Regions from separate parts of the Mus musculus genome. Here region 2 is linked to region 1. The links are chromatin loops, found by intact Hi-C in ENCODE. Cell type or tissue: left cerebral cortex. All regions are shown on one strand. Region 1 overlaps Hipk3 (homeodomain interacting protein kinase 3). Region 2 overlaps Fbxo3 (F-box protein 3).

Region 1 (2,500 bases):
GTTTCTCTATGTACCTGGCTGTCCGGGAACTCGCTCTTTAGACCACCTGCCCCTCCTCCTGAGTGCTGGACTGTAGGCGTGCGCCACCACCACTCTGCACACTTGCTTGGTTTTAACTGCACTGTATCATGGGCATGAGCTGTATACTTTATGATTTCTTGCTCAGGTCTTCTCATAGTCTCTGCTGGCAAGTAGATTCCTTGGTCTCACAGACTCTTGCTCCTGTGTCAAGACAGTGACAGGGCTTCCCACCTGCACTGCAGTGTATTTTATGCAGATATGGAACAGCAGTGCTTTTCAGAGCCTATCTTCTATATATAGCATGAATGAAGAGACAGGAGATAAATTTCAGCATGACAGGACTTTTTTTTTTTTAATTTGGCTTACAATTGCTAAAGAATAACTTTGTGCATTTGTTAGTAAATATATTAATGGCTTAAATGTAGTGTCTGCCCTAGACATGATCTTAGCATCTCTAGAAACTCTAAGTACTAGTTCTTTTGTTTGTCTGTTTGATTTGCTTTTGAATTTGGAGACACTGTGTGGCTTTGCATAGCCCAGGACAGCCTTAAACCTGGAAGTCCCACTGCCTCCACCACACAGTGCTGGGATTTCAGAGGTGTTCTGCCGTACCCAACTCTTCAAATATTAAAGCAATTCTAATCAATTATTTTTCTTAACTGTACTATAAAAGTTTTGATCTTAACCAACTATTGAATTTGACCAAAAAGGTGAAGGGAAGGGAATAGAGAAGATATAGAGAAATGCTTGGCATACTCTTTAGAAAGGATGGAGTATTTTGACATCAGTATCTGAGACAAAATATCACAAGATAGGAAATACCTTTACTAATAGATTACTTTCTTAATTATCCTTATGTAGAAATGGACGTAATCTGAATCAAAATTTAAACCATTCATACATTTAAAATAATTTTTTAAGTTATGCAAGATAATTTTTTCTCCTATTGGATGACTGTTGTATTTCCTAGGTATTCCTGCAGCACATGGTAAACCCACCAGTTATTCCATAAGGGTAGACAATACAGTTCCGCTTGTAACTCAGGCCCCAGCTGTGCAGCCTCTGCAGATCCGACCTGGAGTCCTTTCACAGGTTGGTCACAATTTACTCTTTTACACTTGTGCTCTCCTCCTTTAACATAAATACAAGTCACATGTCAGCCGGTTCTTCTGGAAGGAATGGAAGGATCTGGTGGAGGGTTCCGTCCTTTCTTGCAGGCTGTGGCCTTTAGCTTTTGTAGTTACGAGCAACTGTTTTGAATTTGGGGTGTATTATTTGTAACTTTGGGTTTTTTTTTTTTTTGGATGCAGCAGACATGGTCTGGTCGAACACAGCAGATGCTAATACCTGCCTGGCAGCAGGTAACACCCATGGCTCCTGCTGCCGCAACACTAACTTCTGAAGGCATGGCTGGTTCTCAGAGGCTTGGAGACTGGGGGTAAGTCCAAAACAGGAGCTTCTCTATGGATAATATGCAAAACAGATCCCAGTAAAAAGGAGATTCAATTTTTTTAAACTTGCTCCATAGGAAAATGATTCCACACAGCAATCATTACAACTCGGTGATGCCACCGCCTCTTCTAACCAACCAGATCACATTATCAGCCCCTCAGCCTATCAGCGTGGGCATTGCACATGTTGTCTGGCCTCAGCCTGCCACTACCAAGAAAAATAAGTTGTGCCAGAACAGGTTGGTATTCACTTTAATCTGCATTTTGAAATTAGATTTTAAAATAAAATTTGCATGTACACCAAAGGGTCACTCAGTTGTGTTCAAAAATGGCCCTTTTTGTAGCTCTGACACAAACACTAAGCTGGCTCCCTTCTCAATTTCCCAGAGGTATTTTGGTAAGACTAATGGAATGGGAGCCAGGAAGAGAGGAAATAAATGCTTTCCGTTGGTAAGACTGACTTTATTGAACTTTTGTCTTAGGATTTATTATCTACCTGTAATAGAGCAACTGTAGACATTTGGATACCGATATACAGCAAAAGTATGTCAATGCAGACTACAGCAGTGTTCCAGAGAGCACATTCTATAATCCACAGAACTCTTGATATATCAGTGTGTTAAATCCATGGACCAAGTGAAAGTTTGCTGTTTGGTTTGACAGAATATTTTCAAGAAATATGATTTCTCTATTGTGACTATAGAGATTACAAATTATTTCTTTGGTTGCAGGAGTAATTCATTGCAGAACACCAATATCCCACATTCAGCATTTATTTCTCCAAAGATAATCAGTGGGAAAGAGGTTGAGGAAGTAAGTTGTGTAGACACACAGGACAATCATACCTCAGAAGGAGAGGCCGGAACTTGCCGTGAAGCGTCTGTCAGACAGGATTCTTCAGTCTCAGACAAACAGCGGCAAACCATCATCATTGCCGACTCCCCGAGTCCTGCCGTGAGTGTGATCACCATTAGCAGTGACAGCGATGATGAAGAGACCTCACCCAGACCTTCACTCCGAGAGTGAGT
Region 2 (2,500 bases), 380 kb after region 1:
TCCACATTAGCCCTAAGTTCTCAAAGACACTGCTTTAATTAGGCTAATTCCATGCCCCCAGGAAAATGCTTTCACTGAATTGAAGAACCAACAATAGAAGGACTACATAAATAAATGCAAAAACAGCGGAAGCAACTATCTTTGATCAAATAAATATCCATTTGGCAGACACTTTCTAGATTGAGTGTCATGAAAAACTGCTGAAGAACTCATTCATTCATTCATTCATTCATTCATTCATATAAACCTATACAACACAATTCTGGTTTTCTATAGCTTCTAAAAAGCTCAAAACAAAATGTCGCCAACTACTGGAATTATACTTTAATTTGTTTCTAGAGGCTAACATTTTCTTCCTCTAGGAGTCTGTCTCTATTTTCATGCTAAGTACCTTGTAAGGGCAGGAAGTTATTTCTATTTTAATAAAGTCTTAATTTTAAGCAGGATCTAAGTAAAAACAAATATCTAAACTATGCTTGGAGCGATGGGTTATCTTTCTGCCTAAGCACAGAACATTCCTAACTACAGTAAATTGAAGCATTTTATAGTTAATCAAACATGTAATACTATGTGTGACACATAAGAGCACTCCATAAATATTATATTTTAAAATTTAACATAGATAGCCCACATGAAATTTTAAATACATGGTTTTCTGTTTGGCAATGGACTAACTTCTAGATTACATTACAAATCTAAAATTGAGCTTTGACAATTCCAACCTAGTAGTCTAGTCCCTGCAGTATCTGAAACAATCATTTATACTCAGGACACATGCAAAAAAAGAAAAAAACCCAAAAATCATAACCTGCCAAAGTCCTTGTGAACACTGTATTATAGAAAATTTATTAACTTTTCTGAAAACTTCATCAAGGAACTATTTTTCAAAGTGTGCCTTAGCCAGATGGTAAGGTGGCCCAGTGGATAAAGGCATTTCTTGCCAAACCTAACAACCTGAGTACCACCCCCAGGATCCACATGATAGGAGAGAACCAACTCCCACAGGACACTACCCACACATGCACACACAATAAATTATAATTGTAATTTAGAACATTTAAGCGTACTTTAGAGCTAGGGAGGTAGTTCAGTGGCATAAACATAAGGACTGATGTTTGGAGCCTCAGAACCTACTTAAATATTGGGTGGGCATGGTTGCCTGCTTATAAACCCCATACTCATAGATAGCTGATCTAGATGTATGGGCAAACTCTAGATTAACTGCAAGACCTGCTTCAAAAACTAAGATGGGTGGTGACAGAGGAAGACAGATGTCAACTTCAGGCCTCTGCATACACATGTACCCACACATATGCGATCATACACACTAAAAAAGAAATATAATTTTTGTTGGTTATGTTTTTCCAGATAAGATTTCTCTGTGTAGTTCAGCTGTCCTAGAACTCGCTCTGTAGCCCAGACCAGGCCAGCCTCAAACTCAGAGATTTGCTTGCCTCTGCCTCCCCAATATTGGGATTAAATGAGTAGGTCACTACCACCTGACTTTTTTTTTAATTAAAAAATAAATAAAAATAACCCTTAAATGCACTTCATGGCTGGGCTGTAGCTCAGTGGTAAGAGTACTTGCCAAACATGGACAAGGCTCGAAGTTTGATTCATAGGACCATAAAACAAAATAAAAACCAAACCCATAAAATTCATTTCACAGATCATGTCCAAATGGAGCAACAACAACCAGCCATAGGATGGTGGCACTTGAAACACCAAGAGTCTTACGATTCGGATATAAGATGGTTGAAGACTTGTTTGGTTCTTTCTCTACCAGGCCACCATAAAGTGAACAGCTTTGCTATGTGGCATTAGTCTACACTTCTAGGACATTCTGCCTTATCACACTTGGGCCCAGAAATGAGTGAGTCAAGTGGCCATGGGCTGTAGGCTCTGAAAGTCCTGGTTCACCAAAGTTGATTCCTCGGGGGGTTTTGTCATGGAAACACACTGACTAGCACACAGTCCCACTTACAACTCTCACCTGATTCGGTATGTGAAGAAATAGTGTGGCGGATGCACAGAGCTGAGTTCTGGCAGAAACGATGTGGACACTGAAACTGTAATATCTCCAGTTGTTGCCACACATTCTGGATCATGAATATATCTAGCAAAGAAGAAAATTAAACATGTTTAAATCAACTAGCTTCAATTCTTACAAGGTTTAGAGAATAAAGTACATTTTTCTTCTTACCTATACTTTAAAACTTTAAGTCATATTTGATATAACCCAATTGAACTTTAGCTTTATAATAGTGGAAAACCTTGGTGCCCCTGGTTCAGTATAGACAGCCATCATGGTCAATGATTCAAACCATGGATCAGCAACCAATTTTGAAACCAACTAAGGCTTCTCTGGGTTTTTCAGTGCTATAAAAATTGGGGAGACTTTTGAAAACTAACTATACTGTTTGGTGACTATGGACTATGAAAATATGAAGAATGTAAACATACTGAGCCTCTTATGACCTATACTTAACCTACTGTTTCT

What was found. Peaks named below come from ENCODE experiments on the same cell type or tissue, not always from the same donor. Only the 100,000 strongest peaks of a DNase experiment are listed, where the experiment ranks them.
Region 2: it touches region 1 in a loop (4-fold over the local background); 8 of 42 quality-filtered maps call a loop at or near these places.

The regions. Positions count from the first base shown.
Region 1 is chr2:104,433,549-104,436,048 of GRCm38, reverse strand. Hipk3 (homeodomain interacting protein kinase 3) reads left to right here. Exons shown (of 16, transcript NM_010434.2): 9 at 992-1,113; 10 at 1,332-1,459; 11 at 1,550-1,711; 12 at 2,204-2,494. Among named protein-coding and RNA genes, the nearest start is that of Mir1902, 5.9 kb to the right of the region's middle. In left cerebral cortex, no CTCF peak of the experiment used is centred here; no DNase peak of the experiment used is centred here.
Region 2 is chr2:104,050,750-104,053,249 of GRCm38, reverse strand. It overlaps Fbxo3 (F-box protein 3), which reads right to left. Exons shown (of 11, transcript NM_212433.1): 8 at 1,994-2,116. Among named protein-coding and RNA genes, the nearest start is that of Cd59b, 19 kb to the left of the region's middle. In left cerebral cortex, no CTCF peak of the experiment used is centred here; a DNase peak (open chromatin) is centred at 1,023.